Regions from separate parts of the Mus musculus genome. Here region 1 is linked to region 2. Evidence: chromatin contacts called from ENCODE POLR2A ChIA-PET data. All regions are on one chromosome and are shown on one strand. Each heading gives the region's core, a stretch centred on a gene start or an enhancer-like site at or near the end of the contact. The rest is flanking DNA. Distances are from core to core; before and after follow the strand shown.

What was found. ChIA-PET counts read pairs that join two places held with the same protein, here RNA polymerase II (POLR2A).
Region 1: POLR2A ChIA-PET joins it to region 2 with 19 read pairs in embryonic stem cell. The contact joins the promoter of Arfgef2 here to the promoter of Cse1l in region 2. POLR2A ChIA-PET finds 5 or more read pairs at or near these places in 3 of 5 experiments (Patski and embryonic stem cell).

The regions. Positions count from the first base shown.
Region 1 is chr2:166,803,675-166,809,100 of GRCm38, forward strand. Arfgef2 (ADP-ribosylation factor guanine nucleotide-exchange factor 2 (brefeldin A-inhibited)) reads left to right here and starts at 1,907. Exons shown (of 39, transcript NM_001085495.2): 1 at 1,907-2,161. The coding sequence starts at 2,041.
Region 2 is chr2:166,904,453-166,909,949 of GRCm38, forward strand. It overlaps Cse1l (chromosome segregation 1-like (S. cerevisiae)), which reads left to right and starts at 1,644. Exons shown (of 25, transcript NM_023565.3): 1 at 1,644-1,725. Gm31204 (a long non-coding RNA gene) reads right to left here and starts at 2,842. Exons shown (of 3, transcript XR_866966.3): 1 at 1,127-2,842.

The DNA.
Region 1 (5,426 bases), core at 657-3,156, 100 kb before region 2:
TAAATATTAGCTATTAGCTAGGGGACACAGTGACAATGGATATTTGAGTTGAGCATTTGAACATGGTGGCATGGGACATTCCCAAAATTTCCATGAGGAAGAACTGTCTGCTTCTTGTGAGACAAAGTATCAAGGCTGCCCTGTGGGAAAAAAGCAAGGGGTGGTGTGGGAAGCATCAGTACTGTCAAGACAAGGCCCTGTCTTCCACTCAGGTACCGGCCATGCCACACTGGCCACCTGGCTCAGTTTCTTCTCCGGTTTTGTCCTCCGTACTGGAGGCTGATGAAAACAGACCAGGAAAAGGGGAGTTGTTGGTAGCATTGGCACAGACTGGCACTTAGAAAGCAGATGTTCAGGTGTGGTGGCTTCCTCCTACAATCCCAGCTCAGGAGGGTGATAAGTTATTTCCCTGCCGGTGAATTGAGCCAATTCAAGAGAGGTAAGATTATATTAAATGTAGGTTTCCTGGGAAGCTGCGAAGCTGCTCTCAGTTGAGTTCACTGGTCCTGAGGAAGGAGGCAAGGCAAGTCGCCATGGGAAGAGAGGAAGAGTGCTTGCAGAGAGAGAGAGAAAGAGAGAGAGAGAGAGAGAGAGAGAGAGAGAGAGAAGCCAAAATGTCTGGAAGAGCCTCTGCCTCTGAGTGAAAAGGAAGGAGAAGGGCAGCCCAACCCTTGTGCTGGAAAGTTCAGGGTTGGGAGCAGGGGATGCCAGGTAGGGACTGAGGGATGCTGGGAGAACCTGGAGGCCAGGTCAGCTTTGGTATGTAAAATATGCAACTCAGTCCCTCATCCCAGAGAGGACATTGAGTTCAAGGTCAAGGACAGCCGGCGATACACATCAGGATTGTATCAAAACAACAACAACAAACAAAACAAACAAGTAAAACTCTAGCGACAGAAGGATTACTTCTTACAAACTGGCCCGCCAGGAGCTCTCTCTCCTGTGGCAGCAGGACTGTGTCCAGGGCTGGTGTGGTTTGCTGTCAGAGATACAAATCTGGAAGAGATAGACACCGTGAATATACCTTCCAGCCTACCCTTCTTTCCCCTCCCCTCCTCTCTCTTCTCTCTTCCCTTCTGGCTTCATCCTCAGTCCTGGTTCTTAACTTCCCTGAGCCTCCTTTCCATCCCTGATTTCTCTGCCCTTCCTGGATCCGGCATCTGACCTTCCCTACTCTCTGTCACCTCTCTCATTCCATTCACTTCCTTTTGCCCATCTCTCTTCTCTCGACTATTATTACTCTCACTAATTCTTTTTTTTAAAGATTTATTTATTTATTTATTTATTTATTTATTTATTATGTGTACACTGTAGCTGTCTTCAGACACTCCAGAAGAAGGCATCAGATTTCATTACGGGTGGTTGTGAGCCACCATGTGGTTGCTGGGATTTGAACTCAGGACCTTTGGAAGAGCAGTCGGTGCTCTTAAACACTGAGCTATCTCACCAGCCCTCACTAATTCTTTTTACGATTTTTTTCTTTCCCCTTTACTCCCTCTTTCGCTTTTCTCAGCATATCTAGCGCATGCTCTTAGTCTCTTCCTACCTCCGATCACTTGCATCTTTCCTTCAGGGCTGCCCATGTCTATAGGCTTTGACCTGCATTTTCTTCCCCTTCATAGTCATTGACCATCACTCCCCTACCTGGCCCGGTTATACTACTTAGACACGCCCGGACCAGCACCACTCGCGTAGGCCCCGCCCCAACCGAACAGACCACGCCCCACCACAGGTCTACTGCCCCGCCCACCCGCCCCACCCACAGAACTCCACCCCACTCTGGCTCCGCCTCCCGGCCGGCCCCCCACCCTTGGGGTCACAGGGTCGACCGACGCTCAGCAGACGCAGCGACACCGCCAGTCACGTGGTCACGTGACGCGCTGCAACTTGGCGGCGCCGTGGGGCCGGGGCGTCTCTTCCTGACAGGGCGGCGCGCACGGACGCGGCCGGTGCCGGCCGGGTCGCCGGGCCCTCAGCCTCGCTCTCCTGCTCGCTCGCACCGCCGGCTCGCGGGGTCGCCGGCCCCCGCAGGCCGGGGCCATGCAGGAAAGCCAGACCAAGAGCATGTTCGTGTCCCGGGCCCTGGAGAAGATCCTAGCTGACAAGGAGGTGAAGCGGCCCCAGCACTCCCAGCTGCGTAGGGCCTGCCAGGTGGCGCTCGGTGAGTGAGCCACCCCGGCCTGGCCCGCGCCGGCTTCCCCACGCCGGCCGTTACCCTCCGGGCCTGCTGCCCTCCACTCCTCCCAGCCCGAATCCCACCCTCCCGTCCTCTTCCGCTCGCTGTCCCCGTGGGAGCTGGTGTTGGGGCGGCCGAGACTGGCCCAAGGTCACCTAGCAAGTTGGTGACAGCCACGGCTGGTTTTCCAGCTTCCCTGCCTGGGGCCCTTGCCACGACTCCTTGTCCCGTTTCCTGGTTCCTCCCCTCACCATCTCCAAGTCCTCTGAAGCAGTAGCTCTCGATCTTAAGTTTTTCCTTCAGCGCCACTATGCTGGTTGGGGGCTCTCCCACGGGAGCGATCAGAGCAGGTCAGAGAGCTGCCCGGTTGGTGCCGAGGAACCCCGGAGGCTTGTTTGGGAAATGTCTCACTGGAGAACATTGGGGTTCCCAGGGCGCTTCGCCTGGAAGGGATGTAAGATGATCTATATTTCAGGCATTGGACAGCGTGTACGACTTCTACTCATTTTAGGGCGGGTCCCTAAAATAAAGGTTCTGTAGAGCAAAGATACTTGTCTGATTGCTTCAATGCGGTGTCCTGTGCATTTATGACAGTGCTTCGCACACAGTAGTTGCTCAGTAAATATTTGCTGGTTGAATGGATCCATGGATTGTGGAAAGACAGAAGTCTCTAGCTCCTAACTAGGTAAAAGCTCGGTAGTTGACACCAACATCAGTCTCCTATCTTTAGTTACTTCTCGAGAGCCTGTGTAGCAGGTACTGAGGAGATGTCTATGAAGGAGAAATGGAATCCTTTGTCCCTGTGGATCTTCTTAGGTTCTGATAGAGCAGACAAAACAGTACTAATAAGTACTGCTGTCAGAAAAAAGACTTAAGTGATACAGAGGACCTGAGGTCTGCTTTAGGTTGGATGGTCAGGAAAGTAGTCTTGTCTGAAAGTGTGACATTTGAGCCCAGGTCTGAAAGGTAAGAAATGTCGACTGTGTGGAGGTTCAAGAGGAAAAAAGTTGTGGACGGAGAGCGTCAGGACATTTGACCAGAGCTGTCTCCCTGTGAATTCATCGCCCTGTGCAATCCATGGGATTTGGTTAAAAGGCCTGTTGTCCTAAAAGGTTGAGTAAACAGAAGGGCTGAGTTTCTGTTAGTCACTCTTCTCCATGGGTGCAGGAGAACGTCCACTTGAGACCTTGGAATGGATTTGTGAGCTTTGCACTTCCCGGTGAATAAGATTCAGGCCTCAAATATGTGGGAAGCATTTGAGAGTCCCTAAGGGTCAGAAACTGTTGTTGATCTTGGGGGTTGCTTGAGGCCTGTGTAATCCTGAGCAGCTAATCTTGTGAAATTCAGGGTCTGTGGAAGGGATTTACTGAGACCTAAATGTTAAAGCTTTTCTGTTTTGAAAACCAGGGCCAAGAGTTGGGTTTTGTTCTATCAGGAATGTAGGGTAAGCATTGGAAAAGCAGCTGTGAGGGAGGCATGAGCCTCAGGCTGAACCCTCCTAGACTCCATTCTTGCCATAGGGCTTCACGTTTTAACTTCTTAATTTATTTTTATTTTATTTTATTTTTTGGTTTTTGTTTTTCGAAACAGGGTTTCTCTGTGTAATCCTGGCTGTCCTGGAACTCACTCTGTAGACCAGGCTGGCCTTGAACTCAGAAATCCACCTGCCTCTGCTTCCCAAGTGCTGGGATTAAAGCCATGTGCCACCACTGCCGGGCTGGCTGTCTTTGATTGCTCTCCACTTATGCAAGACAGTGTCTTTCCCTGAACTAAAGCTCACCAATTCTGCTAGCTAGCTAGCCAGCTTGCTCAAGAACCCCCTGTCTCAGCCTCCCAAGAACTTGCGCTATAGGGAGCCACCACACACGAGTGGCTTATTTGTATTTAAAAATGGGTTCTGGGGAGCCGAACGCTGGTCCTCACACTTCCACTGTGAGCACTTTACCCACTGAGCTACCCTTCCAGCCCCATACATTCCTCTTCTTAAATGAGGTTACTGAGACCCAAGAAAAGGCCTTGAGATACAGGATAAGGGGGGCACAGGTACTCTGCAGTATTTTAACTGTTCAGAAATAAAGTCTTTTCACCTAACTAAGCACATAGCTCCTATCTTAAATGATAGCTCCTTTAAGCCAGCCCTGGGTGTGAACTCCCTAACCACTGATAACAAGCCATCCCTCCAATTTCACATAACCTAGAGTGAAGTTACCTCCTGTCAGGGCCATTTCTTACACATGTGTGTATGCAGTAAGTATGCATGTTCACACATGAGAACACGTGTGTATAAATATATAATTCAAACGTGCATTTCTACAGCCTAAATTGGAAAAAATAAATCTGAACTTTTACACAAAAAATATAATCCGAGGGGAAAAAAAAAGAACCATCTAATAATGTCTCAGTGTTATGGCCCAGTATGGCTCGCAGGACAATTTAAGCAGACCCCAGCAATGTGATATTTGATGCTAAAATTTCTGAACAAGAAATTAAAACTTGGGCTGAGAGATGGCTCAGCGGTTAAGAGCACTGACTGCTCTTCCAGAGGTCCTGAGTTCAATTTTCAGCAACTACATGGTGACTCACAACTATCTGTAATGGGATCTGAAGCCGCCTTCTGGTGTGTCTGAAGACGGCTACAGTGTACTCGTATATATTAAATGAATAAATAAACCTTAAAAATAAAAATAAGTGGGCGTGGTGGCACATGCATGTATAAAAACGAGGAAGGAATCAGGAAAAACGGCTGCAGTGAGGGAGTGGGTAAGAAATATAATGTGTTTATTTTTATTTTTTTTAAAGTAGAGGGTTTTTTTGTCTTGCTTCTTAAAAATAATTTGTTTTTATTTTATGTGCATTGTGTTTTGCTTGCATGTCTGTGTGAGGGTGTCAGATCCCTTAGAACTGCTGTTAAAGAACAAGACAGGCTGTTGTGAGCTGCTGTGTGGGTGCTGGGAATTGAACCTGGGTCCTCCGGAAGAACAGCCAGGCCTCTTAAATGCTGAACTATCTCCAACCCCAAGAAGAAAAATGTGTTTAAAGATACTATATAGATTGTCATTAATTTTGGTGAGAACTCTAAGTGACCACCGAAAGCTAGAGTGCTTGACTGATAGAGTTCTTACTGGAACCTGTTTCTGTGACAGGTTATAGCCAGTTATAGCATGTCAGGGGAGTGGGGAGGGCTTCAGGGCTTCATCTCAGGTCTTGAGAAGTCAGCCTTCTGGGATTCAAGACTTCCTGGATTCAAATC
Region 2 (5,497 bases), core at 394-2,893:
GTGTAGAAGAAACACAAGAAACTCACACGCCTTGCAGACAGCATGAGGAGGAGGGCTGAGGGTAGAAGCACTTGCTGCCAAGACTGAGGGCCAGGGTTCAATCCCTGGGACCCACAAGCTGGTGAGACCTGACCTCACACAGCTACCATGGCACCCACGCACCCCTCCTGTTACATAAATTAACTCAGGATGATAGAATGAAGTCAAGCCAACCAGGTAAGATACAGAAAACCCAGTTTAGGGCTGGCGAGATGGCTCAGTGGTTAAGAGCACCGGCTGCTCTTCTGAAGGTCCTGAGTTCAAATCCCAGCAACCACATGGTGGCTCACAACCATCCGTAATGAAATCTGATGCCCTCTTCTGGAGTGTCTGAAGACAGCTACAGTGTACTTACATATAACAAATAAATAAATCTTAAAAAAAAAAACAGTTTAATGAGAACCTTACATAAACAATGCATGCTTTTGAGGGTAAGCGTTCCCATGAAGTATCGATTATGAAAATGAGTGTTTGTGACCTGGAATTCATGGCAAGCTAGGCAGCCTGTCCTTTACTGGCTAAAACGCAAAGTGAGCCAGCTACTCCTGGACCCAGAGACAGGAAGGAACACATATCAGTGCAGTAAAGTGGGGTAAGCTTGTAGCAGAGAGGAACAGAGAAGGCAAGCTAAGCTGGCTTCTTCAGCCCGGTCTTACTACAGAACACTAGGCTTCAGTCTTGATCAAAAACCTGCTTCTAGACCTTCACCTTTCTTTGCTTGCGAGGCGTACAGTCACACAACTGTCTCCTGGCTTTTGAAAAGATAAGATTTCTCTTGTTCAAGGGTCAAATGAACATCCCAGTTACCTTTAAGTTGCCACCAACTACATCGTCGTCTGAAAAAAAAAATTTTTTTTTGAGAAAGGATCTCACTGTGTAGCTATGCCTGGCCTCTGTGTAGACCATGCTGGGCTTAAATAAATGGCGATTGTCTTGCTTCTGCCTCCCAAGTGCCAAGTGGTAACAAGCATGAGCCATCGCCTTCAGCTTCTGAAATCATGTGTGTGTGAGTGAATGAATGTGGGTGTCTTCATCCATTGCTCTCTTAGTTTTCAAGGCTGGATCTCTTATGGAAACAGAAGCTCACCAATTAGCTAGACAGGCCGGCCAGTAAGCCCCAGCGATCTTCCTGTGTCTGCCTCCCCAGGTACGGAATTGTAGTCAGGCTGGCTTTTATGTGGGTGCTGGGGATTCGAACTCCCGTCTTCTTCCTTGCGCAGCTATCACTTGCTTAACCAAGCGTGCTATCCCCTAGCTTGAAATTCTTACTCATTCGTTTATTCTATTTGTCCTAGAACAGACGCTCTGCTCTGTCCCTTCGCTCAGGCGTGAACGAGCACGTTCCATCCAACAGTTAGAAGCCACTAGGAGCCACTCGCAGAACCTGCTAGGGTCTGAGGAAAGAAACCCAAAACAGAAGCCTGCGTCAAAAGGCACGGTCTCTTGTGACGTCACCGCAGACCCGAGCAATGGTTCCGATTGGCCCTCGCAGCCGGGGTGGGGCCAAAGCATTCCTGGCTCCACCCCGCGTCCCGGTCTCACTCGCACATGCGCAGTGGCCGCCACCTTAGCCGCCGCGCCATTTTGCCAGGGTTTGAATGTGAGGCGGAGCAGCGGCTGGAGTGGGGTAGTGTCGGCTGCAGCTCTCGCTTGGGATTCCCTCCTCGGTCTCGGCGTCCCCACGAGGTGAGGCATGGAGCGAGCAGGGTGGCCGCGGGGACGCGGCTGAGGGAGGGGCCGATCGCTGGGAGGTGGATCTGGGCCTCAGCCCGAGGACGCGCGCCTGGTCTTCCCCGCACGCCGCCTCTGGGTCGGGCCTGACCGCTCCGGGAAGCTGGGGCAGCTTGGGGCTCGGCCTCACGCGAGCTTCTCGAGCTCCCGCCCCTTCCCTTCCAGCGTTGCTGGGATTGGTCGCGCCGCCGCGTAGGCGTCCGCGGATTGGTCAAGCCCGCGCGTCCGTTCTCGGCGCGCCGGGGCCCGCAGCGTGAGCGCTGTTCCGCGCCGAGGCCTGACCTGGCCGAGCCGGTCTGGGTCCCTGGTTCTAAAAGAGGCCGGAGATCGCCCACTCTGACTTCGCGGGGCTTTGGCCTCCGCCAGAGTGGACTTGGCCCTCGGGTTTCAGCTGGCTGTGACGTTCGTGTCCCTAGGACCTAAGGAACCTACAGGCGAATGGTGTTCCCCTGCCTGGGGCTCGCCGGCTTTCCAGTTAGATAATCTGTCCCCACGCACACTCCGTCTTTCCCTAGGAGTGTAATTCAGAGCTAGTCCTTGCCTCTCTACGAATTTCCTAGTTTTTAAATAATTAGGTGATGCTGGGCGTGGAAACCGTGCTCCCTCACGTGTTGAACAATCTCTTCCACTGAAATGGCATTTTTACCCTCTCCTCAAACTTACGATTCTTCACTTGCATATTCGGTTAAGTGGCTTGAAGGTTCCGCTGACTGCAGGCTGTGTTTCCCAGAGGGCTCGCCTGAACTGCTGACCATGGCCATTCGTCTCTCCATAAGCACTGTCGCCTCCATGACCGGCTCTTTTAAGTATTCATAGTCCCGTCCTGTATGCTAAGTCCCCAGCTTTCGTGATGTTAGAAGCAGCTGACCTCAGATCTTGGCGGGGCTGCCTCCCTCCCTGCCTTTCAAGTTCCCTTCTTAGGGAGGAGTTCTCAGTTCTCACTGCGATGGCCACATCACCCACGTTTATGTGTCCTGTAGCATTGACCTTATATGTAGTAACTACTGCTTGTTTCTCACGGTTCTCATCTGCTCTGAGTTATCTTTAAGGATAACTTTTTATTGCTGGGTCCCATGTATGAGAGCCACATGGTGAATGCTCTGTTATTTTATGAAGACATGGAAGGTATCTGTCTGTCTGTCTATCTATTTATTTTGGATAAAGGGTCTTTCATAGCCCAGGCTAGACTTAGAGCGTTATCTTTCTACAAGTGTAGGCTACCACACTCAACTCTTCTTCACTTTTCCATTTGTGCAAAGGAATTTTCTCCCCTCTGGCTGTTTGGTGTTCTAGTTGGGCTTTGGGAAGCCAGTCTCTAGACAGGAATTGGTTGAGAGAGCAGTGCTTTTAACTGTGGAATTGATTTATTGCCTTATTTGTTTAATATCTCATTCTATGAAACCCTGGGAATATAGTGAAGAATCACAAGTGGACAAGGTGTCTCTCTTTAGGGAGCTCACGTTCTAATTGGAGGAGTCCGTGAGTGAGTTCAGGTATTTCAGGTCGTGACAGAGGTGACAGGTGAAGAGGTGGCGTTTGAGCAGAGACTAACCAGGGAAAGGTGAGGTGAACAAGAAACAAAAACTCAAGGACAGAAACTCACTTGGAATTCGGGGCGTCTTAGGAAAATCCAAGTCAAGTGGTGGGAAGAAGAGCTGGTGCAGGACTTTGTGGCCGTGTAAGTTTGGGTTTGATACAGAGTGGAAGCAGAGAAATGATGTAGGGACTCAGGTTACTGCCCAGACTCCTGTTGTCTTGAAGTGTGCTTAGTAACTGTTCTTTTTTTTTTTTTTTTTTTTTTTTTTTTTTTTGTGGTGTATGGGGGATATAACTCCCCCCTTTTTTTTTTTTTTTTTTTTTTTTTTTGATTTATTTTATTATTATATGTAACTACACTGTAGCTGTCTTCAGACACACCAGAAGAGGGAGTCAGATCTTGTTACGGATGGTTGTGAGCCACCATGTGGTTGCTGGGATTTGAACTCTGGACCTTCGGAAGAACAGTCGGGTGCTCTTACCCACTGAGCCATCTCACCAGCCCCAGTAACTGTTCTTTTAAAAAAGCCAAGGGTAGGGTGAGCAAGATGGATGGATGGAAAGTAACCCTAAGTGACCCCTCCCTGGCCTGACAACTGGGTTCCCTGGGACCCCAGTGCTGGAAGGGGCGAGCTGACTCCTGCACGTTGTCTTCTGACTTTCACACATATGCTGTGGCACATGTGCATATAATAAATGCCTATAGTAAAATCTCGGGGAACAGGAGAGGTGGCTCGGTAGTCAAGAGCATGTATTGGTCTTGCAGAGGACCCAAGGGTGGTTTCCAGTACCTACAGGTGGGCCAGAATTGCCTATACCTCTAGCTCCAGAGAATCTGATGGCCCCTAGCTTCCATCGACTCTTAGGTATACATACAGGCAGAAACATATACAGATACACATAAATTTGTAAAAAACTTTTAAGGTGGGAACAGATGTTAAGTTAATCTCTTGATGTATTGTTAATTTTCATTTATTGAGTTCCTTTCCCTCTTCCCAGATGCAAGGAAGGCCTCAGAAATGCTTCTCTTAGTGAGGTTGACAAAAAGACAAGAGTCTTGGACATTTTATCATGGGCGTTTGTGAGATGTTTGGGGAAAAGTATTTGTTCCCAAAACCTTCATTTTCATCTGAGGGCCCATAGGAAGAGGCTAGGCTTTCCGCTACTCAGGACTTTGAAAAGGTGTTAATGTTCTATGTGTGAGTGTTCACCTATATGTCCTTTTTTTTTTTTTTTAAAGATTTGTTTATTTTATGTGTATATACAGCTATACAGATGGTTGTGAGCCTTCAGGTGGTTGCCGGGAATTGAACTCAGGACCTCTGGAAAAGCAGTTGGTGCTCGTAACCACTGAGCCATCTCTCCAGCCCAAGATTGTCCTCTTACAACAGTTCTAAGTCATCTGGGAAGAGGGAGTGTCTAGCAGGTTGCCTGTATGCAGTCTCTGGGATTAATTCTTTTCAGGGCAGGTGGTCCTGGGTGGTACAAGGAAGCAGGCTGAGCAGGCCAGTAAACAGCACTCCTCCCTGGCCTCTGCTTCACTTCTTTTTTGTTTTTTTATTTTTAAATATTTTTTTTCCTTTTTGATTTATTTATTTATTTATTATATGTAAGTACACTGTAGCTGTCCTCAGATATTCCAGAAGAGAGCATCAGATTTCATTACAGATGGTTGTGAACCACCATGTGGTTGCTGGGATTTGAACTCGGGACCTTCAGAAAAGCAGTTGGCACTCTTAACCACTGAGCCATCTCGCCAGCCCTCTGCTTCACTTCTTGCCTCTAGGTTCCTGCCTTGAGTTCCTGCCCTGCCTCCTCTTCGTAATGAACTACAGTGGTGATGAAATAAACCCTTACCTCCCCAAGTTGGTGTTTGAGCATGCAATATCTGCCACAGCAATAGAAAGCACACTAGAGCGAGCAGCAAATGCTCTTAACTATGGACCCTTCTCTCCATCCCCAAGCTTGGTTTTTGAGGGGCTGGTGAATGGTTCAGTAGTTACAGGACTGGATTCAATCCTCAGCGCTTATGTAAAAGTCAGGCAGGGACGTAAATGCCTGTAAGCCCAGCACTGTGAGTGGGAGACAGGTGATCCCAAGGTTGTGAGTCATAATGTGTGTCTCACATGAGGTCTGGCCACCCATCCTTAAGCTCAGACTTGCCTTGTGATAAGTCCTCTCAATAGCTAAG